5 separate regions of the Mus musculus genome follow, and regions 1, 2, 3 and 5 are each linked to region 4. The links are chromatin loops, found by intact Hi-C in ENCODE. Cell type or tissue: heart. All regions are shown on one strand.

What was found. Peaks named below come from ENCODE experiments on the same cell type or tissue, not always from the same donor. Only the 100,000 strongest peaks of a DNase experiment are listed, where the experiment ranks them.
Region 1: a loop joins it to region 4, with 2.5 times the contacts of the local background. A loop is called at or near these places in 8 of 42 quality-filtered maps.
Region 2: it touches region 4 in a loop (4-fold over the local background); 2 of 42 quality-filtered maps call a loop at or near these places.
Region 3: it touches region 4 in a loop (2.8-fold over the local background); 6 of 42 quality-filtered maps call a loop at or near these places.
Region 5: a loop joins it to region 4, with 5 times the contacts of the local background. A loop is called at or near these places in 15 of 42 quality-filtered maps.

Annotation. Positions count from the first base shown.
Region 1 is chr2:135,955,005-135,960,004 of GRCm38, reverse strand. Plcb4 (phospholipase C, beta 4) reads right to left here. Exons shown (of 39, transcript NM_001355153.1): 18 at 1,860-1,950; 19 at 1,268-1,363. Among named protein-coding and RNA genes, the nearest start is that of Lamp5, 100 kb to the left of the region's middle. In heart, a CTCF peak has its summit at 2,045 (motif pointing right); no DNase peak of the experiment used is centred here; H3K27me3 peaks cover 810 bases.
Region 2 is chr2:135,385,930-135,390,929 of GRCm38, reverse strand. Plcb1 (phospholipase C, beta 1) reads right to left here. Exons shown (of 32, transcript NM_001145830.1): 28 at 4,760-4,836; 29 at 4,568-4,657; 30 at 3,737-3,794; 31 at 3,046-3,132. Among named protein-coding and RNA genes, the nearest start is that of Gm31993, 150 kb to the left of the region's middle. In heart, a CTCF peak has its summit at 2,754 (motif pointing left); no DNase peak of the experiment used is centred here.
Region 3 is chr2:135,742,862-135,747,861 of GRCm38, reverse strand. The region is part of intron 2 of Plcb4 (phospholipase C, beta 4); the gene reads right to left. Among named protein-coding and RNA genes, the nearest start is that of Gm14210, 68 kb to the left of the region's middle. In heart, a CTCF peak has its summit at 2,555 (motif pointing right); DNase peaks (open chromatin) are centred at 4,391 and 4,701; H3K27ac peaks cover 516 bases.
Region 4 is chr2:135,437,158-135,442,157 of GRCm38, reverse strand. All of the region lies in intron 31 of Plcb1 (phospholipase C, beta 1), which reads right to left. Among named protein-coding and RNA genes, the nearest start is that of Gm31993, 100 kb to the left of the region's middle. In heart, a CTCF peak has its summit at 2,513 (motif pointing left); a DNase peak (open chromatin) is centred at 2,077; H3K4me3 peaks cover 425 bases; H3K27ac peaks cover 352 bases.
Region 5 is chr2:135,924,176-135,929,175 of GRCm38, reverse strand. All of the region lies in intron 7 of Plcb4 (phospholipase C, beta 4), which reads right to left. Among named protein-coding and RNA genes, the nearest start is that of Gm14210, 110 kb to the right of the region's middle. In heart, a CTCF peak has its summit at 2,092 (motif pointing right); a DNase peak (open chromatin) is centred at 1,945.

The sequences.
Region 1 (5,000 bases), 520 kb before region 4:
TATTTTTCAGTGCAGAGAACCGAACCGAGGGCTTTGCTCAGACTAGGCAAATATGCTATCGCGTTACAACCCCAGCACCAATTTTAAACAGCACATCATGGCTGGCTATATTGAGAGGCTAAATAGGTGATGGTCAATATTCATATTTTCAGTAAGGCTTCCAGGGACCCTGGTTGAGAAGGCCTCATGCAGGTTAAACCTGTGCTATATCACTGAGCTACACCCAGGCTTAACAAAATTGCAATATAGGCTTTGACTCTCAAGTTCACTTTATGAGCATCAGTCAATCACTTCACTCGCTTCTCTTATCACATGTCTTATTACTATCAGTAACAAAACTGACATTCATGTTTTTCTTTACAAAACATAAAGGATTATAGAGTGGACCTTTCAAAAATTCTCTTCAACTCCTGCCTAATACAGCAAGTGATTAAAGGCCGAGTCTCTGACTGGAAATCTTTTCTGAAGGGCTCAGTTCACAATGGGAAGGGAGACAGCTAAGCCACTAACATCCAGTGCTCAGATAAAATGGAAATAACAGTATCTATAAAAATGCCATTCCCTCAAAAGATGAAGTACTCCTAAATATTTAGCAAGATAAAGTCATTGCTAGTCAAAGGAGTTTGTTAAGAGAGATTAATGTTTTTCTTATTTCCAATATAACCCTTTTAAAAACTTGTACCTTAAAATGACATCTCATAACTCTTTGTGTGTGCAGAAGTGTGTATGTGTGTGTGTGTGTGTGTGTGTGTGTGTAGGAGTGTGTATGTGTTCAGGAATGTGTGTGTGTATGAGTGTGTGTGCGGGGAGTGTGAGTGTGTGTACGTGTCTGTGCAGGAGTGTGTGTGTGTGTGTGTGTGTATGAGTGTGTGTGCGGGGAGTGAGTGAGTGTGTGTGTGTGTGTGTGTGTGTGTGTGTGTGTGTGTGTGATGTCTGTGGCATACGTTTATGTGTGCCAATGAGAGTATGTGAAAGACAGTGAGTATATGTCCACAGTGCACACATGGAGATCAGAGGACAACCTTGGTTGTCAGGCATCACCTCCCATCTTGTTTTGAGGCTGGCTCTCATGGTGGTTTCTAGTGCTTTTGCCAAACTAGCTGGCTCATGGACTTAAAGAAATTCTTCTATCTCCTCCTCCCATCTTCACGGGCATTGCAGGTGTTCGTGTTAAGCATGTGGATTCTGGGTATTCAGATTATAATCTGCACGCCTGCACGGCGAGCATTTTACCCATGCAGCCTTCTTCCCCGGCCCCACAACTCACCACTTTCTATTTCCTCTTCATTGTCGTCTTCCAAGATGCTAGCTGGGGCGGCTGACTCTCCAGCTTCCATCATGCTTTTCAAAGCTTCAAGCTGTTCTGTAAGTATCATCACACACGGAGATGAGAACAGATGCTAGATCGCTTAGGAAGTGTGAGAAACTCTCTGTCTTCCCCTTCCGTCTTTAGGGGCATCACGGGTGTTCAGGTTAAGCGTGTGGATTCTCGTTGATCAGACTCAGATCCTCACGCATGCACGGTGAGCGTTTAACCCTGGAGCCGCTTCCCCGGCCTTACAACACTGAGATGTTTCCAATGTGAGCGTAAATTAATTTATCTTTTATGAACAAAACCGTGGCAATGTATGTAGCAGTACAAACCCTTTTTCCTTCTGTATTTTTTGCACGTAAACACATGGAGGGTTTCCACTGAATGGACCAGTTGTAAGAACTAAGGATTAATGGGAATGTAGTGGAATAACGCTGGAAGATAAATGTACTATCTGCATTCCACCATTCCTTTCCCAAATCTGTTCTAAATCAGATTTCATCTAGACAGCCGAACTGCTCAAAAGCCACATGTGCAACTGACTTACTCTTTTCAACTTCAGGCTTCAGCCTCTTATTCTTGATGAGTATTTTTCTTTTGAGGTCATTAGGAGACGGCAAGGGCCTTCCTGGTTCAAGCTAGAGATATATAGAAAGAGCTCAGTTAGGTAGGGACTTCATGCTCGATTCCGGAGCGGAAGAGCCCCAGGGGCCGGGAGTCATACCAGCCAGCATCCACTAGATGGCAGTGTGCACAGCTCTGCTTCTGCCCAATGCTCATTAGCTCACTGAATTCAACTTTAATTTAAACAATGCTGTAAAGCTGGAGCACCCCCAGTCTTCTGGGGTATACAGATGGATCCAAGCTCCCTAGTAGAGTAGGGTCTGACCTGAGAGGGGCTGGGGGTGGCAGTCCTGCTGTATGGTGGGCTTTTCACATCTCAGGTCCATCATAAAGCACTTGAATGGCCTCAGATCGCCCCTGCGTCTGCAGCAGGTCACAGACTAAGCCTCTCTTCTCACCAGACTGACGTGGGATTTTTATGGGTTCTCTAAACATGGGAGAGTTTTGAATGGCTAGAATCTGAACTTCGCTGTGGTGTCATGTTTGTACTTTACAGGAAGTTAAGTCTGTTTAGGTCATTTTCTGTGATCAGTGGGACTGGCCTCTGTCTACCTATTCACTCCCCATCCACCCAGCTATTAGCCACACGCTCTTACCTATGCATCTTTCCACACAACCATTTATCTCACAACTCATTACTTTACCCTATGTTTCAGAAGCAAGTCTATGCATTGACTTCTTAGGACTTTTAACTGACGGCTGCCTGCTGCAGGCTGCCTGGTGGCACTGGTCCCTTCCCTGGGAATGTGTACGTCCCTTCACAAAAAAAAAAAAATCACACTTACAAGGGGAAACAAAATAGTCATAGGAGGCAGAGGGACGGAGGGAACTGGGTGGGAGAGAGGGATGGGTGGTTAGGATCAGGTGTAGTGAGAGATAGGAGAGAGGCCAGAGAATAAATGGAAATGGGATGTCTAGGAAGTCCTAGAGACCTGGGATAGTAGTCAATGCTGGTGACCTTAGCTGAGATGCCTAACAGTGGGGATATGGAACCTGAAGAGGCCTGGAGGACCCCCCAGTGGAGGGATAAGGACACCAACTAATCCAGAAAACTTTTGACCCAAAATTTGTCCTGTCTAAAAGAAATGCAAGGATGGAGCAGAAACCAAAGGAAAGGCCAACCAATAACTGGCTCAACTTAAAACCCATCCTATGGGCAAGAACCAGCTCCTGACACTATTAATGACACTCTGTTATCCTTGTAGACAGGAGTCTAGCATAATTGTCCTCTGGGAGGCTTTACCCAGCTGAAAGAGATGCAGATACCAACAGCCAAGCATTACACAAAGGTCAGGGACACTTATGGGAGAGTTGGGGTTAAGGACTGAAGGCCCTGAAGGGGATGCAAACCCTACAGAGTCAGCAAACCTGGCCCCCTGTGAGCTCTCAGAGTCTGAGCCACCAACCAAAGAACATTCAGTCTTCATGGCTGCCTGGTCTGGCCTCAGTGGCAGATGATGTGTCTAATCTGGCAGAGACTTCCAGGGTTGGGGGGTACCCAGCGGGTCCCACCTTCTCAGAGGAGAAGGGAAGGGACTCTGTGAGGGAGGGACCTGGGGGATGAGCAGCATTTGGGATGCACATTAATTATTTAGTTAATTAAGACAAACACAATGGCCTTTGCAAATATCAAGTCTCCTCTCTTACCCAAGAGAACAGAAGGCTAAGGAAACCACAGCAATAAAATAAATCAAGGATGCTTCTTTGGACAGAATCCCTCAGAGTCATCTTCCTAGACAAGAACTAACACATCACAAGTTTAAGCCGGTTCCTGCACAGGTCAACAGAGAGGTGGAGAAGCAAGAGAAAGGAGGAGACGGCCAGTGAAGGATGTAATTCAGATGTTATCACTGGGGCACCCCAGGGTGGCAAACAGGGAATCTAGCTGGGGATCCCAAGGGTCAGAAGAGAACAGGTGCTCAGAAATAGCCCTTAGGAACACCGAGTGAGGGGATTTGTGGGGGAGTTCATTCTCAGACCCCGTCCGGCCTGTCTCTCATGTGATCGGAGCCTGACCACTGACTAGAGGTCATATTCCACAGAGAGCCATAGGCACTGGCAGCCAACAGTCAGGCCAAGTGTGGAGGAAAGAGGGAGTGCGGGGAGTGCAGCTGCCCCAGTGCTTCAGCAGGCAGCAGAGAGCAAAGGATGCAGCCTGGCCTCCATGCGCTTTCTGCTGCCACACACACCTTTGGGAAAAATCCACGGTTAGAGCAGCCAAGTCATTCACGTAGCAAACACCCTCTTGTCATGCATGGACTTTCCTGCCCCTCTCCTTTTGTCGAATGCTACCATAGTCACAGGAAGGCTGAACAGCCTAATAGAGCACTTTAATTTTAGCAAGCCTTGCTTCTCGTAACACCTTGCCACAGTGCATCTCATCCTCTTGGATGTTAGGGATCCTGACAGAAATCCAAGGAATTCTCTGGAACGCTTACAAATGCATTCAGACTCCATAAAGCCCTCCTATGGACCACGGACTTTAATAACAAGTGCTTAATGAACAACCTGGCAGGTATATAATGAAGTTCAAAAACGGTCATGTGACTTTGCCTGAGTATTTACTTTGGAGTTGGGAACTTGACCTCTGTGTCTTAGGACATCAGTCTGGAGCTTTTCCCACAGCGACGGGCTCCCATGAGTGTTGAACCCTGGGCACACATTTGTTCACCTGGAGGACTTAAATCATGCACCTGCTTATGACCCTGGGTCAATCAGAACCGAACCGGTGTAGGTGGGGCCCTAGTGCAGGTGCTTTTACGGGTATCTGAAGTGACTCAGAATGCAATGGACACTGGGACGCACGGAGGGGCCTGGACTCTTGGCTTGGAAGCTTTATGAAACATAAAACACGAGGTCCTGAGAGCAGCCGGATTAAACCAAGTCAGATGTTTACTTTGTGTTCCTCTCTACATCCCTCTGAAGCACGATAAAAGCTTTTTGTACCAGAGAATCTAAATAAATATGAAAATCCTTAGTATTCAGCCTCCAGTGCTACTTGACCCCTGAAAAACACATTTCAAAACAAATCCATTCATGCTGGAACTCTGGTTTGCTAAAAATA
Region 2 (5,000 bases), 51 kb after region 4:
TTGAATGAGAAATGTCTCCTCTATGTGCATGGATGTGAACACTTCATCCCAGCAGGTAACACTGTTTAGGTGGATTATGGAACTTTTAGGACATGGAGCATTACGGGTGGAGGTACATCACTGCAGGTGATCTTTCAGGGTGTATAGCTTCACCCCACTTTCTGTTTTCTCCCTGCTTCCTGCCTGTGGGTAGAGATATACTCACCCAGTTTCCTGCTCAACTGTCTCCCTTGCCATTACATACTCTCTCCCACATTTCTCTCTCTTCGCAATGGTAAACCAAAATAAACCTTTCTATGAGTTGCCTTTGGTCATGGTGTTTTATCACAACAGAAAAACAACTAATACAGCATCTACTGTATGCCTGGAACCGTCCTCCCACCCCTAGAATTATGACATGACTCAAACAGTAATAATGTCATTTGTTAAGTTGGCACTATTTAAGACAATTATTTATTTAGTTTGCTAGAAATGTGGCCTCGCTATATAAGCTAGATGAACCATGAGCTCTCAGTTTTCCAGCCTTCATTTCCCAAGTTAATGGGATTATATATGTATTCAAGCATGCCCAGCGGGTTGAAATTGATTTTCTGTAAAACTGTACTCTGGCAGATAAATTGCCAAAAGTTATTAGCCAGTTTAATGTTTGGTTGTATAGAGTGAAGAAGTTCTAAGGTGCTTCAAAAGGAACTAACTTAATTTGATTTTATTTATGATGACATAGAACAGTCACATATGTGGTAGTATATGTCTATACTCCTAGCATGGGGACGCTGAGGGTGAAGGAACCTGAGTTTACATGCATGTACATGCATGCACAAACACATACGTGTGCGTGCGCGCGCACACACACACATACACACACACGGGATAGGGAGCTCAGTTAGTAAAATTCTTGCCTTGCAAACATGAGGACATGAGTTCAATCTTCACAATGTACACACATATGTATGCTGCCACACTCTGATAATCCCAGCTCTGCAGAGGGAAAGACAAGAGGATCCTGGGTCCCTAGCCAGGGAGCCTATTCACTTGGAAAGTTTCAGGCTCATGTGAGTCCCTACCTCAAACAATAAATGTGGCCACCACCTAAGGAATTATCCACTGACCTCCACATCATACACACATGTGCACCCACACATGTGTGAATAAACGTACATATGATATCTATGAATTACTTAAAGTAAATTGTGTAACTTTAAAATATGTGTATTGCATTTTGTCTATGGCTAAAATATTTACAATGTTGAACACACATAATCAAAAAGCAAAGCAAAACTGAAAGTATTAGTTGTAAATAAGGGTTTGTAGAGGTTTAAAACTGGCTATGAGATTCACCATAAATAAATTTTATTACACCAGAATACAAAGTGGTGACAAACTCAACTCCAGATGCAAAACTCGAAACTGTATGGGTCTGAATATATATATTTCTGACTACTTAATATTTTTCTTAAATTTTAGTCTAATCAGAGTCAAATTTAAAATAGTTGAGTACTTAAATGAGATTGATTCTGAAAAATACAGTGCCCCTCCCCTAATACGCCTTTAAGCCACAAAAAGCCAAAGCTAATCTGCCCTTGAGTGTTCTCAGGTTCAAGACTCCTTAATGTCACCACTCTTGTGGTTTGGAGCCATTACTACGTTAAAGGAGTCACAAACCCTATGACAGAGAGGACCACTGGGTGGCCATGCTGTACACAGGGCCAGAATGGCTAACATATTGCTTCCAGGGTTCATCAGCTGCTTAGAAAGTTGTACATTTTAGGACTTCATGGATTGCTGACTCTGTGAATTCTATACATAATATTTTTAGGTCATGAGTGACTGTGGGCAACTCAATTCAAGGAAAGGGAGATTGTGTGGCAATTTCTAAAGTTCTACTAAAATGCATCCCATTATATTAGCACTAGTGGACCAAGAAGCTGGCTAAGAAGATCTGAATTGTATATGTAAAGGAGAAACTTAAGAATTAACAATATACAAAATAACCATCGATTCCTGCTAAGCCTGAAATCTTTAGGAATCACAAATATTAAGTGGCTCATATATTGCAAGCATAAAGGCTAAAGAACATAAATAACCGTGAAAATATACCTAGAGCAAGCCACAAGGACTCTCTCTGAAGCCAACCCAGGAACGTTACATACAAATAAATAAACCTAGCATTGGAGTATTGCAGACTCAATAAACAATCGGGCCAAATGGTAGTACTTTTGAGAATCTGTATTTTTCAACTATAGTGAAAATGGCAGGGAGTCCTAGAGAGCCCATTTTGTTTTAAGAGAAAGAAAAATATTCAGCAATGAATCAAAATGGCTAGAATGTCCTAGAACTGACATGCTTTTGGCCAACCTGCGAGTATTTGATTTACAGATAGGGTTTTCAACACAGTGTCCATAGACAACTGATTTCAACAAGCCACAAGTCCAACCTACTTTGATTTGTTGTTTTGGATTGGACTCGGGACCTTGTACATGCAGACAACTCTTAGTACCACTGAGCTACACTCCGAGCTGTAATATAATTTTAAAGGACAGTACTGATTAGTTGTTGCTATGAAGGCAAAGAGATTTGCTTTTCTTTTTTTCTTTTTTCTTTCTCTCTCCGCCACGGACACCACCCCACCCCACCCCACCCCCACCCCCACCCCCACCCCGGTTGTTTTTATGGAAGACTTTGTTGGGTCAAGATCAGGGTGATCTTGGTGAAGAGTGTCCTCTGCTGGGCACATTCTGGTATTACAGCATTACAAGATGAAGGTGGTTGATTCAAATAAAAATGCCCTTGCCCAAGCCATGTATCCGAACCAACTGTGTGGCGAGGGCACCGTACGCGCTCATCTTTCCGCAGACACTGTTGGTGGTCAGTACTTGCAGAATATTGCTGTATTTTTACTTTCACCCTAAATGGTGAGTTTTGCACTCAAGGGGAGACTGGAGATGTTGCGCGAGGTACTTATAAAGCCCAGGGGATTTTACTTTTACTGAATGGAAGACAAATGAGCCAACTGTGTCTAGACATCCTGAATTTCTCAGCTCTTACCTTGGGCTTCTCATCGAGGATCTGCTGGCGGATCTCATTGTGTTTCTCCACGAGTTTTTCTTGTCTTTTACTTTGTGCTTCCTCTAACTGTAAGAAAGTTACCAAAAGAAAAGAGTCACTTATGAAAATAAAACAATAACAACAACATACAACTTTCATGCATGTTACAAGAAACAAAATCAAACAACAACAACAACAAACCCAAAGGTTTTTCAGATCTATGTTAGCAATTATTGAACATTCTGGGCCAAAATTGGCCTTTGAATCTAGCGATGGGAACACAGTACAGGGTGGGGTGGTGACTGGTGGATATACATTTTTGAGAATCTTTGAAAATTTCTATAACACAAATTTAAAGAAGCTTAAGGGCTAATCTGGATGTGGACATAATCTTAACGGTGAAGGGATTTTTTGGGAACCATCTTTTGTGTCATTTTTTAGGGGGGAGTCCCCGACTTAGGTAGTGATTCTGCCCTACAGATTTTTATAGACGTTTTATTTAGCTTTTTTATAATATGGTTGGCAACAGCCAGAATAAGTGCGCCCTTATAGAGTATCACAAAACAGCTGGATGCTGGTGGCGACTAGGTACTAGGAGGCAACACTCTCCTCCTAGAAGTTCACAGTGAGGTTGGCTACTGTTTGTGTGGCATTTGCAAAGGTGTGTGTGTGTGTGTGGGAGCAGACATACCCTCTTGATGTACTGAACCACCTCCTGGATGTACGATCGGATCATCTCTGTCTTCTCCCTAAATGGAAATAAGCCACAGATCATTATACCAATCCACCTGGAACTCTAGATGCCTACGCTTTTACTGTCTTTGTATAGCTGTTGAAAGAAAGGTCAAGCCTGTGTGTGTGTGTGTGTGTGTGTTTCGGGGTAACAATGACCGTGTGTCTCCCCAAGCACAGGCCCTGTTTTTATTAGATGCTCCCAAGGTTGTCTAAGAGAATATCTAGTCATTTCCCCAAAGAGCTCACTTTACTTTCTTTCTCAAAGGCCCAGAGTGCCACTGTTTGAGAGCTCACTGAAAAAGCCATAAAGGAGACTGCGGTGGTTTGAATGAGAGTGGCCAGCTAGAGTTCATAAGTTTGAATGCTTAGTAACCAGGGAGTGGAACTTAGGATTAGGAAGTGTGGTCTCATTGGAGGAAGGTTGTCACTGGGGTAGGCTTTGAGGTTTCAGAAGCCCATGTTTGCCCCACCCCTTAATCAGGATATAGCTTTCAGCTACTGTGCCAGCAACTTGAGCACCTCATGCTCCCACCTTGGTGATAATAGACTAACCCTATGAAACCATAAGTAAACCCACAGTGACATTCTTCCTTTTCTCTGAGTTGCTTCGGTCATGGTGTCTCTGCACAGGAAGAGAACAGGGACTAAGGCAAGAGTCATATAAAAGAGTAATTCAAGGAGAGACTTTATGAAGGGGCCATTGGTTAAGACACTGCTTCTCTCACTGGTCCTCTCACAGGGAGCACCTGCTCCTCCTTCCAGTTAGGGAGGACTACTTTCCACTCACTCTTCCATCTGGCTTTTGTCTTTGGACTTGGCTTCTGTTATCTTCTCTTGCCTCTTCTTATCCATTTTCTTCTTTAATTCCTTCTTCTCTCTGAATTTACAATGGGGGAAAAAAATCAGACCAATTGAATAGCAAGCAGCCCTTGAAGCATTCATGTATATTCAGGCTGAATGTGAAGGGATGGAGGCTTACTTCTCGCAGATTTCCTTCAGCTTCTTTAACTGATTGTTCTGACACTCTTCTGCAACATCTGTCAACTTCTGAATAAGCTGGGGGAAGAAAATGCCAGTTTGATGTTTTCTGTGATCACAGGCACAGGCTCCTGCCCCTGCCCTTCCCACCCCAAACACCAGCAAGTGTACTTAAGACAACCTGCAGTGGGGCTGAGCTGTTGTTAGAATCACAAAAACCTGACTTTTTAGCAACGAGGGCA
Region 3 (5,000 bases), 310 kb before region 4:
CCTATTCCAGAAGGCTAGGCCAACCTTTATAATTTCATATGCTATTCAAAAAAGCAGGAGCTACCACCTAGATTCTTCTCAGAAGACCTACGCTGACTTCTGCTCACGAAGCAGAAGGAGGGGCTGGAGAAGGGGAAGGAGAAGAAAAACAGAAAACAAAACTAGATTCCCAAAAGATGGACGGCCACAGATCAGCAAGCTTCGGCTTCCCAGGGACAAACACAGCCTGCCTCCTCTCTGATCTTCCTATTCCAAGAATCTTTTACATTACAGAGGCTGCAGAGGAGATGGGGGTTGTCCTGTCGATCCACACTATGAACGCATTTCAGTGCTTCCATGCTCCAACAGAACTTCCTTGAGGTCTTTAGAACCCTGAATGGCTGGAGAGGAGACCTGGGTTTAAGAACCAGCTTTGCCCTGGCTGCCTGTCCGGCATGACATAGCCAATGCTCTTCTCTGCGCCTCCTCTGTCCCCTCACTTCCTTCTGCCATGATGTAACCCCATAACTGCATGGGATCTGTACCCCTCTCAGCCCTTGACTCGACTGACCCCACACAAAGACAACAAAAACCCTTTACAGATCCCGATCAACCGTCTCTTCCATGACACAGCCCAGATGTCTGTTTATGAGGCTGCTAACCAGAATTAAAATTACAATCTACAGTCATGGCAGAGACAAAAAAAAATGTCTGACCTCACTCCTCCCTCAGTTGACAGTGATCTCATCCAGCAATTCTTAGTCTAGGGTGGTCTGCCTGCAGAACAAGCTCAATTCTTCTCCTTTCCTGTGACCATACCCTCTGCCATGTAACCTCCACTGTCACAGGCCACACCTGCCTTTGGCCAAGAGGATGTCAGCAACCATGATGTAAAGTAGTGAAGGCTTTGGAAGTCCTCTTGCAGCAAGCTCGTCCACTCCCATTCTTGCTCCTGTGCCATACCCAAGCAAACATGCCAGGATGAAGGACGCGCATTACAGAAGTAAGTCACCTCACTCAGTCTTACTGGCTAAAGCCATCCTAACTCACAACATAGACACATAGACACATAGGCCAACCCAGCTGAGGACAGAACTGTTTGCCCAGTCCACAGGAGGCTATAGGCACTGCTGTCAGCTGAAATCAGCAAAGCCCAGATGAAGAGCAGATGAAACACTAAACTTTTAGAATGGGGACATTTAAAAAAAAATAAGGAAAAGGAATTTTCAGGGCTGGAAAGATGGCTCAGCAGTTAAAAGAACTTACAGTTAAAAGGAATAGGGTTTGGTTGCCAGCACCTGCATGGAGGGTCACAATCATCCAAAATTCCAGTGCAAAGAGGTTCAGCCCCTTCTGACTCACTCCCATGGGCACCAGGCAGGCACGTGGTGAACGAGCATACAACATACATAAGTGCACGGAAAAACACTTGCAGCCGAAATGAAATAAATAAATCCAATCTGGTTTCTGGTGTTGGTTTTTCAAAATAGAGTTTGCCCTGATGCCCTGAAACATGCTCTGTAGACCAAGATGTCCTCTGCCTCCCGAATGCTGGTACTAAAGGCATGCACCATTATGCCCAGCTAATTTTTTTAAATTTTGCAAAGAGTTTTTTAAATTTTATTTTTAATTATATGTGGAGGGGGGGGGTCACAGACCTTACATCCAGTGGGACTAGAGATATAGGCAGTTGTGTGCTGCCTACTGTAAGTACCAGAAACTAACCTTCCATCCTCTGCCAGGGCAGGATGCTATGCCCTCTTAACCACTGAGCCAGCTCTCCCGGTGACTTCCCACCGATTGTTACCTTCCCCTGAAGCTCTGTGGTTGCTTGTTATGCAGCTTACTATGGCAATACGCAATGGGTGCCATTCCTGAGTATGCAAACAGCCCAACTGTAAGGATCATTTCTAGAGCTAAAGTTCAGAGTAATGTTACCTCGCACACTTGAAATCTATCATATCAGCACCTTCAAGGCTCTCAATGGAGCAAGATGAAGAAACTGGCTGGACTTCACCTACCTCATACTTCACACAGACCTCCAAAGTTCAAGTCCCAATCGAATTATTCCCCAGCGTTACAGCCCAAGTCTAGGCTGAATAGTTTATCCAGCCTCTTCGCTAGATAGACCATGGATTTTATGTTCTCTTCCAAGATGGCTAATGGGCCCTTTGAAACAAAAACACCCCACAAGCACTCTGACATCACAAAACTTTATGCTCACAATTGCATATGATTAAATTATCTGCTCAAATGACCTCTACAATTTCAATATTCCCATGTGTCTTTGCTGACCTGACCACAGACTCACCATCCACCTCATCCCCTCACTCCCTGACTCCTGCCCCATGTGTGCTGTGCATCTGCAACTACCTTCGACCCCATCAAATGGTCCTGGAACTTCTGCTCTGAAACTCTCCAGAGCTTGGTCACATGAGCTGTGAACCTAAAATCATGGTCCCACCCCCACCCCCCACCCCCTCCTCTGACTCAGCATGTCAAAGTTCATCAGCTTTCCAGCGGGCTGGACCTTGGCAGCACTAAACCCTTCGTTCTCAGTAGCCACAAGGTGGCACCGTAAAAGCTGGTGAACAGAAACACCCACTACACTTTGACAGTCAAACTTCAATTTCCGATGTTTGAAATTAGCAGTAGGCTCCGAAATAACAACCCCAGCATAAAGTGTGGCCTCTACAACGTGGAGTTTCTTCTCCAAAGTCCCCATCTCTTAGTCAAACACAAACCTGACCTTGAACAGGATTCGTACGGCTAGCCTTGTTCACTCTTCACGCACTGGTTGAGATAGTGTTTTGCCAAAGCTCCTACCAGGACCCTCAGAGCACGATGTGAGAGCACCCGATAGAACTGACCTGGCATTGATGTTTTCCTACTACAAAGCCCTGACCATTTGGTGCCGCCTCCATACTGAGAGGGCTCCGTCCTATGCCACTCCCTGTAGCTGGCTCAGAGCCAAACGCTGAACACTCTGTGGAGAGTGGGGAAGTGAAAATGACAGGTAAGATGGGGACTGAATACAAAAATGACTGAAGTTTCTAAGTGTCCTCTCTCCATCCAAGGAAGACCTTTCACAACCATAGGAACAGATAAGTACTAACACTACACAACAACCAAAGGGGGCGTGGGAGGACCGATGATGGGAAGACACCTGAAACCTGCCTCAGCCAGCCAAAGTGACCACTGTGAATTTAGAAAGGATTGAAGAGCGATGTTATGAAAGGTTTTATTTTGTTCCATTTCTAATCGCGTGCGCGTGTGTGTGTGTGTCTAGGCAGGTTTACACATTTTCAATGCTGGCAGAGGTCAAAAAGGGCACGGTGTGTCTCTTGGAAGGAGAATGACAGACAGTTGTGACCCACTCGGAAGCACTGGGGTCCTCTACAAGAGCAGTGTATGCTCCTTACCACTGAGCCACTTTTCAGCGCTAAACCCACATTTTTTTTTAAATTAGGTCACTTATCAAAAACCGACATTCAAAAAAACAAAATCAGGATATGACCATATGGTTTCCTAATCAAAAACAAAAAACAAACAAACAAAAACTCCCTTTCCTTTCTGGAGAAAAAAATATTTTAAACCATTCGTCTCTCCCAGACTCCTGATAGGTCATGAAGGACACACAAAGAAAGACTTTCAGAGCCCAGTGACTTGGATTTTCTGCTTCATATCGCTGAAATCACCAGAGAAATACTTCTGCTTCCACCCTGGACACAAAATTCCATACTCCACTTACGAAGGAAGGAGGCAAAAATGAGTGCAAACACGTGGCGTGTAAGAGCTGAAAAGCCGGTGCTTGTGGGGAGAGCTGGAACTGGTGCTGTCTACTTGAAGACCCAACCGACCGTCCAACCGACAGCGTGCGCATGAGCCAGGAACTCGGGCTGTGCATACCTGCAGCCTTGTTCTCCAGAACACAATTTCATTTGATCTTTCCTTTGCAGCACTGCATGCCCAGTCACTGTATCTGAAAACAAGGGCTGCACAGGATTTTTACCACTTAGGGAGATCCTAAAGATCTCAGAACCGGTTCAACCCTTAAAATCCAAGGTTAAGAAAAGGCATTTCCAACCGCTGTTTCATTATTCTCTTATACCCATACCCACACCCTGCCCTATTGTGCACTTGCACATGTGTGTGTGTGTGTGTGTGAGAGAGTGTGTATGTGTGTGTGTGTGTGTGTGTGTGTGTGTGTGTGTGTGTGATATTTCCCCTTCCATCTGAAATACTTTTTAAAACTCCATGTAAAAGTATAAGCCCGCACAAGTGGCCACTAGTTATGTCAGGAATGAGACAGCAGGCATATTCTGTGACTGACACTCCCTTTTGTGACAGGCCTTCAGTGCTGTAACCCGGCTTCTCGGGGGAATTCTATCCTTTGGAAACATTCCAAAATTCATTTCTGCCCTCCCACAGCCTGATTTTCTGCATGCATTTTTTCAACAACCATCTCCATCCCCGGGGAAGCAAGAAAACTGATACCAAAACTAAACAAAGGCGGCCTTCTGAAGGCCTCTCACGCAAAGCTTTGCAAATAAAAGTGATTTCTTGACTTTGTTCTCTCTTTTCTCTCCACAAAGTTAAATCCCTCATGGTTGTTCATTATTTCGGTTTATAAACGTGTCTCCAGGTAGAAAGAGCAACATCCCCGCTACAGAAGGAGGCTGAGCCAGCTAAAGCCCAACATAGGAACCACAGCAACTAGAACTCCCACAATGCACTGCTGCACCCACCCCCAGTTTCTGGCCAACACTGTTCCTTAATTGGCCATGAATAGTTACGGTCAGCCCCAGTAATTTCTGCACCCTGGTTAGCATAATCTCCTAAGGCATCAGCTGCAAGCTTAAAGTCCAAATTTTGAAAGAGCATCCAATTAATAATCACCATAATAATAATGATAAAAGAGATGCCAAACTGCTGTGTGGATTCTAGCGTGCACAGGGGGAGCTGAGCTAACTGAACCAAGTTACTCTCCTATTGTCCACCTGGTCATTTCTAGCCCCATT
Region 4 (5,000 bases):
GTCCTAGTTTGGGGCTATTGTAACTACTGCAACTCCAAAAGCTCTAGAATGGCTTTGAAGAGTATATGTGCACATTTCAAAGTGAAAATTGTGTAAAGGTTATATATAATATCTATCAGTATACTTTACTATACACTATCATACTTTAGTACAGTACTTCTAATGTTATAGGATGCCATTTGATTCAACTGAAGCAACACACACACACACACACACACACATACATACACACACACACACACACACACACACACACCTTAAAACTCAATATCCCAAACTATATAATGTTATAGAAAGACATGTACATGTGATATAGAAAACCTATGTGAACTTAAAAAGTATAAAAATTGTACAAACAAGATTCAAATTCCTGGTAACCTTGGAAGGTTGAAAGTGGAAAAAGACAGAAAGGAGAAGAAAGGGAGAGGAGAGGAGAGGAGAGGAGAGGAGAGGAGAGGAGAGGAGAGGAGAGGAGAGGAGAGGAGAGGAGAGGAGAGGAGAGGAGGAGAGGAGAGGAGTGGAGAGGAGAAGGGAAGGGAGGGGAGGGGAGGGGAGGGGAGGAGAGGAGAGGAGAGGAGAGGAGAAGGGAGGGGAGGGGAGGGGAGGGGAGGGGAGGAGAGAGGAGAGATTTGTGTTGTAAATTTTTACAGGAAAATAATATATTAGAAATATACTAATAGGATCTTTCATGAGACATCAAGAAGGGAAAGTTGTAAACAAAGAATGTTTTCCAATTCTTAAAATGTAGCATAGGGCTACCTACTACATGCAGTTCAGAGTTAGAACTGGGTGTGGTGGGGCAGGCCTATCACCTGACCTCAGGAGGTAAGGGTGGAGAATGAGAGAGGAGGAAGGAAGGTCACTCTCAATTCCATTGAGAAGTTGAAGTCAGTCTGAGCTACATGTGGGCAGGAGACTGCCACCAAAACAAAACCAAAGAAGCAGAAAAATAGAACTAGTGAATTTTGAAAAGTCACTAGTCCATGTGGCAGATTCTACACTTGCCAGGAATGTGATGCATTGCATTATTTTGCTGGGACCTTGGACATGGAGGTGGTGGTCGTTTGGGGTAGGGTCTATGGCAGCTAAGTCAACTTGACCTTGGAGACTTCCACCTCCAGCTGGTGTCAAGGGAGAACAAAAAATTAGGATGGAAATGCTGGCCTCTTTTTCTTATTTCTACCTCCTTACCAACAACATTGTTCAAAATACAGTCTCAACCCCATTTCTCTGGTAAGGCATCTTAGAACAGGGGTCGGGGGTGAGTGGGAGAGAACCTGTCAACATCTTAACTCCATTTTGTGATATTTGAGCCACTTCTCCATCCATATGCTCACAAACATTAAAGGGAGATTCCTGTATCAATTCTCCATTAGGTCACATCCCTTTTCCTTCAGGTGTTTTTCGCTACCTCCAACAAACTCTAAATGCACTGAGCACACATCATTTCAAATTTTCCCTATCCCTGTTATGTTATTTAAACTTTTCCTACATATCAATTAGTTGGAAATAATAAGTCTTTAGGCTATCCATTAATTGCTGCGCTGTAGACATGATCTGTATTTAAAATTATGCGAGGAAAATTAAGGTGAAGCACGAAGGAGGCTTGTCTAATGGAGAAGGCTTCCTAGCCCTTCAGAGCAGCAAAATGGGAGATACTGGGGCTGAGGTGGGGCTCCCCTCCTGGTTTCCTCTCATCTACTAGTGTGAGATCTGAAAACAGCCTGCCCCAGCTGTAGGCTCCTCTTCTTGCCTTTCAGTTTTTCATTTTGAATACTTACTGTATTTGGTCATGCTGCAGCAGAAGAAAATGATTGTCTGCCAAAGGCTCTTTTCTAGTGGAAATTTATTATAAATAGTTTAAAGGCAACGAGGCTTCATCATGAATTTCCCTCTTCTCCTCCCTCTCCCAAACACAACACATTTCTGGTCTGGAATCTTTCTGTAATCTTGGTTAAGTCTTGGGGAGGCTGGAAGGGGCTGAGCCATGGTAGAGCAGGGAGAGAAAAGAGATGTTACCAAGAGCCACCTCACCCACCAGTACTTTTATTTCAGTAAATGCTGCAGCTTTACTGGAAGATTCCTCGAGGGGAAAAAGTCAGGGAGCCCCTGCAGCTGGCACAGGGCCACTGGAGCTGTGACCATTTTATAAGAGTCTTTGCCTTTCTAATCACCAAGACTCCTGCTGTGCTGAGAAAAGTCCCACCCACTAGATCTATCTGATCTGGTCCCGCACCAGTGAGTGCCAGTGAGGATTGCAGAATGAGGATTAGAAAACCTGGGAAGTGAAAGGGAGAATGGGAAGAGTGTTTGGAAGAGGACCTTTTCCACAACTCACCCTGTCCTGGAAAGTTCAAGTTCAAACGTGTTGATTTTGCATTTGCATGCTCATCCGTTCGTTCGTTCTTGTTTTCTTTTTCTCTCAGGCTTCTTGTTTTGGCCTCCCCATGATTAATCATTTTGACTGTGGATCCTGAAAAGCCTGGCATAGTGGAGTCATTTTTGCCCTCTAGTGGGGAAATAATGTATTGAACTATTTCTCATGCTTTGTACTCCTGGCCAATACATGTTTAGATTCAGTCAGAGAAACAGGCTTTATCTTTCCTCTTCCCTACACTGTTTTTGAAAATCCTTAATAGGCATATGTTTTCATAGTTTCTCAAGTTGGAGTTGCTCTTTGGGTCCTTCCTATCCCGTCTTATTGGAAACGAGGTCTCACTATGTTGGCCAGGCTGATCTTAAACTCTGGATTTGAGAGATCTTTCCTGGTTCAGCATCTCTAGCCTTAGAGTCCTGAGCTACTTCCTGGGGGAGATGTTATCAAGTGTCTACTCACCTCACACAGGACATTGACACACTAGAGGAATGATTCTACCAAAGTCCTGCTTGGTGAGCCAATGAGTTCATGGAGGTTACTCTTTAGGACTGTGCGCAAAGGCCTTTTTTTTTTTTTTTTTTTTTTTTTTTTTTTTTTTTTTACAAGAATGTGCACAGCTCACCTGCTGCACATCACTGAAAACCCCGCACCAGCACGGGTGTCAAGGAAGTGCACTATGGACTAGTCCTTTCAAAACAGTTCATCTACTGTGTACTTTAGCTCTCACCTAAGACCACACAGCTGGTGACAGCAGGAGTTAACAGGTAGAGTTGCAGGCAAGGGTCTTATGGGAGACCTCTACAGCTTTCTCTGCTAGAGAGTATCAACAACTCCACTACCATTACTACAGACATAGCCACCCTGCATTGTTTGGCTTACTTTGTTGCCCTGGCGAGGCTGTACATTCTATACTTCTACTCAATTATGGCTCTTGGTCATATCGGGCAGGGGGAAACCACTCACTAAATAGTGTTTAACCCAGGTTATGACATGTAGACCCACTTATTCTAACTGTAACAAATTAGTGTTGAATGGACTGTTGGATCCCCATCATTGCCTGAATGAAATGTGTGTGTGTGTGTGTATGTGTGTATGTGTGTGTGTGTGTGTGTGTGTGTGTGTGTGTATGTGGTATGTGTGTTTGTTATGTTTGTTTTGTGTGTGTATATGTGTGGTATGTGTGTTTGGTGTATGTGTTTGGTATATGTGTGGTGTATATGGTGTGGTGTGTGTGTGGTGTGGTATAGTATGAGTTCTTGAGAAGTTTTCAAATACATGTTTTTCCTATTATCCTTAGAGGGACTTATTACTGGAGTATTTACATTCAAAATGTAGGTGACCTCCCTGGCTCTCAGCATCCCATCGGTTCTAGGAACTATTATCTTGTAGACTGACACAGTGAAACTTCTGACCACCAGACGATGGAAGTGATAAAAGCTCACTTCTATCATTCCTGGGCTCCCCAGGGCTGGATGGATGCGATTTTCTGTTTACTGTGTTTCTGATACCATTACAGTAGGTAGCCCTGGGGAGGCAGGAATGACTGTTATTATAGTAGAACAGGAACAGTGTGTAGAGAGAAATGAAATCAGAGCTCACACGGTGCTTGCAGATGTCTGATGATTACTGGAACTTTCATGCCTTTGGATGTGAAAGTGCTACTTCTCTCACCCAACTCATCTATCCTAGAAGGGGCACACTGGGGTGCCTGCTCACACATTTCTTATGTGACTAACCCTCTACTGATGACAAGGAAGTGGTAAGAACATATTTCCCAGGACTGCAAACTTAGCCGGAGAACACCAGCATATGGCCAGTTCTGTACTACTTCCTGGGATGGGGTCCTCAAGTCAGACCCAGAGAGATAATGTCACTGAGCATGGCCAGTGTTAGACTCACACTGCATACAGTTAACTGGCTTTCCTTAGCACTGTCTTGGAGGATTGCTTTATTATTGATAAAGAGGAGCTCTTTGTAATAATGAGAATTTCTTTTTTAATTAATTAATTTATTACTCCTATTTTTGAGATAATGTCTCAAGCAGTTCAAGCTGGCTTCAAATCTCTATATAGCTGAGGCTAAACATGAATTCCTGGTTTTCCTGTCTTCCAAGAGTTAGGATTATAGGAGATAACCACTATACTTGGCTCAACAGGGAGATTTCTTTCAAGGTCTATAATTAAGGGCTCAGAAATGATTGATCTTGCTGCTTTTGGGAGACCTAATCAGAAGATTTTCACTAATGACATTAGCCAGAATTTAGTAGTGACACTTCATAACCTCAATATGAATGAGATGACAGAATGAGTAAGAAGCAGCAAAGAAGCAGAAAGCATAAAGGATGGTGAACGAGGATGGATGCCCAGGGCTGTAACATCTGGTGGGTAGCATTAACTCTGGTGATGAAGGCAAACTATCAGGGTGTGAACCTACATAGCCCTGGAATTCCCATCAACTTAAAATCTAAGGCACTGTGGACTGGAGTCATATTGACTTGCTAGGCAAAGAGCATCCCACTGCCATCCAGAATAAGGCTCTTAGGGACCCAAGTTGGGATGATCACTCTGGGTTGTTTTGCAGCCTATTATAGATCCTGAAGAAATGACTACTTGTGTCTTAGTGT
Region 5 (5,000 bases), 490 kb before region 4:
CTGTGCAGCAAACTGGAGCTTGGGAATAAACAGAGCTAAGGCTCCTCCCCGGCCCACTCTACCTCCTTAAGTTTGCAGCTACTGCCAAGGGGAGGAAGACATTTTGGAATGGGTAGTCACATAAATGTGAATGTCACTGTCGTTGATCATAGGATTCCTTAAATTCAAATTGAATAAGTCTAAAATTGGATGTCTCAGTTGACATTCAAGTGCCCCACAAAAAGCCATGACGAGGACTCGAGGCCCTGTCCTGAGAGTGCCCAGGAGAAGCACTGTTGTCATCACAGAAGCTCCTGGTGCACAGCACTGCCCCAAAACACCAGGCTTCACGTTACCAGATGAGGGATTTCATGTCTGAAAGCCCTGAGCTGATAACTGCATTATAGCAGTGTGGTTTGGGTCTTGTTATTTGATGTCTTCTCCTGTTAATTTCGGTAAAGACACACAGGACATAAATGGTTCTGTCTCAGGAGCTTTAGCTAATCCTCAATACCTTGCACTCATCATCCCCATCTGTGCCTCTCCCGCTGACCCTCGCTAGTCAGTTTCCTGGGTCTATGTTTTAAACGATGTTAAGTATCTCGCACAAGAATAATCACACAGGATTTTCCATGTTCTGACTGGCTATTTCTCTCGGCATTATGCTTTCATTTAATGTGCCAAATTCTGCTTTTACAAGGCAGAATTCAATTGTATGTGCATGCCACGGTCATCCATCCGTTCTTCTCTCCATGGATACCTGAGCTTCTTTGTCTTGAATACTGTAAATAACTGATATGAATTACTTGGCATAAATGCCCACAGGCAAGGGTCACAGGACGACACGAGGAGCCTTTCAACTTTTTAAAGAAAATGCCATACTGCTTTCTGTGATAGCTACATCATCTTACATTTCTCCCAACAGTGCATGAGGGTGCTAACTTCTACATCCTCACTAGTGCCGTTCTGTTGGGTGTGAAGCTAATGGCTTTTATTGCCCTGGAGAGTCCCAGACGTTGCTGACAGCTTTCTGATGGAAGACGGAAGAACTCTCAGGAGGCACCTTTCCTTTTGCAGCTAGCAAAGGCCGTTTTCTGAGAACTGCAAATAGCATCAAAAGCTTCAACAAACAGGTAAGGTCTGGACACAGAGAGAGAATCAAGAAACGAAACAGGAGCTTTAAAGAATTGCTTCTTTTCTCATTACCAGACCTCTCTTCCTCTGTCGGGCTAAATATGGACTTGGCTCCCCGGAGATTATTGAATATCCTGTAACTGGCCTAACAAACCACAGGCCCACACAGTTTCCCAGGAGCAGACAGAAAAAGCACAAATAATTTGGATGGCATTAACTGGGAGTATTTTTCTCAACCTGAAGGCTTGAGATCTGTTCCAAAACATAGAACAAAGTCCACAGTTTCCTAGGGCACAGAAGTGGCCGGTACAGAGAAACAACGTTTTTTGATCACACTAATTTAGTTGTTTCTAGAAATAACCACCAGATACTGGGGGAGGGGAGGTATTGAGGAGGCTTAAACTGCCTTCATCATCATCATCTTCTTCTTCTTCTTCTTCTTCTTCTTCTTCTTCTTCTTCTTCTTCTTCTTCTTCTTCTTCTTCTTCTTCTTCTTCTTCTTCTTCGCCTCCTCCTCCTCCTCCTCCTCCTCCTCCTTCTTCTTCTTCTTCTCCTCCCCCTCCTACTCCTCTTCTTCTTTTTTAATAGAATTGGGGAAGACTCTTATTTATCAGAATGGAAAGGTGATGACCTTTGATATCACCACTCATGACAGAACTCACGCATCGCAAATGTCACCACCATCCTCAGGGATAGCTTAGCCCTGAGTGGGAGGCTGTGACGTGTTCTTTTTATGAAGATGAAAGCAGGTCTGAGGGCCTTGCCCAGAGTCACAGAGCCCGTCTTGGGTCAGGTCCCCATGTTGGGATGTTTTCACCCAATCGCTTGCTCCCTGTCTCTCTGTCAGGGAAGGCAAGGTCCTTTAGACCTCCTCCATGTCCATGCCATGACTCAGGCCAAACACATAGTATGCGTGCCAGTAACTACAGGAAATATTAATGCCTGACGTGTTTTGTTGCTCTTTTCAAACATTAAGGAGATGAGATGCCAGCAGGTGTCAGTAGAGTCCCAGAATTTCTCTGGAAAGTTTCTCCAGGTATGAGCTACAGGCCTTTGCTTATTTCCAGATTAACAGGTTTTAAAGTGGTGACTTAAAAATACACCTGTTTGAATTGCTGTAGGTAAGCTTGAATACTTTAATAGCATGTCACCCTTAGAGGTGTATCTTTGAGCTATTGGATAACAGACATGCCTTGGTGGGGTCTCAGAGTTGCTTGCGGTGGGCACACGCAGCAGGGGTACCAGGTAACTTCACCATGACAGGAAAAACAGCACCTGAATACAGAGAGGTGTGGCTTCCGTAAAGTCTCACCCTTCTTTTATATTTTAGTTTTATTTACTTTATTTGTGCTGAATATTGAAGACAAAGCCTTGACCATACTAACTACACATATTAGCACTGATAACCACTTTGTTCTCTTACTCTATAATCCTTTCTATACTTTATAGATTGATTTGACCTTTTCCAGTATCCCTTCTCAGGAAAATAAAATCCTTGAGGAGTCTTGTGTAGGATTGTCTGGGCATGTGGAAAGCTAAGAGGTGCCTGGGGACACTGGGTCTGGCTTCTAGCACTTCTTGACCTGATTTTCTTCATGCAGACACCGAGTTATCAAGCATCCTGCTCCTGGCAAATGTCTGGGCCTTCCTCATTATGTGTCTCCTTGCTGTAGAACACTAGAAAACACTGTCACAAACAAAAGGAACCCCTCCTCATTAAGATAATGCAGAAACACACAATTATAACAAAACTAGACTAAACCCACATGAACTGAAACTCAGTTGCTATAGCAACAATTTTCCTTTAGAACAATGCTTCTCAACCCTCCTGATGCTGTAGGTCCTCATGCTGTGATGACCCCCAACCATAAAACTATTCCGTTGCTACTTCATACTCTTACCAATTGTAATGTAAATGTCTGTGTTCTCTGATGGTCTTACGTAGGCAACCCTGTGAAAGGGTTGTTTGACCCCCCCCCCCAGGGTCATGACACATAGGCTGAGAACCACTGCTTTATCACTACAAGCTCGAGGTCAGAGGGATCCACAGAGCTCCAGCTCAGCCAGGGCTGTGGTTTAGCTTCCTCTTTCCTTTTCCATGTCCTAGATCCCAGTCCAGCTCTTTCTACGACATTAGCCCAAATCGCCTTATTCATCTGAGGAGACCACTCACAGAATTTCTCTTCATTCTTCTGTCCCTGCTTCAAGCACTGTGGAAGTCTTCCCAAGGAAATACACCCAACAGTAGCACAGACCTGCTAGGTAAAGTATGCCAGGAGTGCTAGCCTGGGTTAGACCTTAAAAGCCCCCACCCCTCCTTTTCCTCCCTCTCTCCTTTCCTCCTTCTTGCTCCTTCCCTCTCCTTCCATCCCTTCTTTCTGGAATATCAGCAAGATAACCTGGAAATTATTTAAATCTAAGTGATCATGTCCAACCTCCTGACTCAGTTTGCAGGTATGGAGACTCAGAGGATGGAGAACAGAAATCTGTTTCTTTTTAATTTTTTGGGAGAGGGTGTGTAGCCTATGGTTTCATAAATGGGAGGTGAGGGCTTTACCACTGAACTATAACCTCAGCAATCTCTCTCTCTCTCTCTCTTCTCCCTCCCTCTCTCTCTCTCTCTCTCTCTCTCTCTCTCTCTCTCTCTCTCTCTCTCACACACACACACACACACACACACACACACACACACACACACAGACATATGATTCCTGGCCAAGGGGCAGCAATATTTCCAGGGAACTTGTTAGAAATAGAGTCTTAGGTGTCTTCCCCTGGATTAGACTTTACATCTGCCGTGTGAGCCTGTGCAGATTCATTTGAAAGGTGTGATGCACCTAAAAGAGTGCATCTCCCAAAATACAAGCAAGTGAGGTGTTTGGTGAGTACCCACATTCTGGCTCAGAGATGCTGACTCTCTGATCCCGTGATGCTATTTGAGAGATCCTGAAACTTGTAAGAGTAGGAGCCAAGCAGTCAGGGAGCTACATCTTAGTTTGGGCTTCTCTCTGTTCATCTTTCTCCTGCTCCTTGCAACCATGAGATGAAGAACCTCCTCTGTCATGTGCTCCTGCCATGGTGTTCTACCCAAGCATCTTAGTTACTTCTCTATTGCTGCCGTAAAATGCCTTGACAAGAGCAACGTAAGAGAGAAAGAGTGTATTCTGACTCAAAACTGTCTTCCATCCTGGTGCGGAGGTCAAGGTAGGATGAGATTGAAGAAGCTGGCCCGGTCATCCCGATAAGAGGCTGAGGGGAAGCCGGGCATGGTGGTGCACGCCTTTAATCCCAGCACTCGGGAGGCAGAGGCAGGCGGATTTCTGAGTTCGAGGCCAGCCTGGTCTACAAAGTGAGTTCCAGGACAGCCAGGGCTATACAGAGAAACCCTATCTTGAAAAACAAAAAACAAACAAACAAAACAACAACAACAACAACAACAACAACAACAACAACAAAACAAACCAACCCCACCCACCCCACCCCCCAAAAAAAGAGGCTGAGGGGAATGAATGTTGCTAAGGGTGAGTTCATTTTCTCTATTTTATTCAGCCATGGATCCCCTGCCTATGGAATGCTCCTACCCACAATTAAGATGGAACCCTGATTTTAATTAATGTTATCAAGATAACTATCCATGGGCATGCTCAGAAGCTCAGCTTGCAAATTCTACATTCTATGACACTCTAGATTCTATGACATCATAGGGCCCATAAAAACAATGGACTGAACCTTCTAAAATCTCAAGACAATTAAGTTTCCTCATGTGTTTCACAGTCATGAATGGGAAGACTAGTGAATATACAAGTAATTTTGAAGCAGATTTCCCCAGCTAGTAATTTAAGAATTTACTAGGTCCTTTTCAGAAATGCCCTATCCTGAACCAAAAG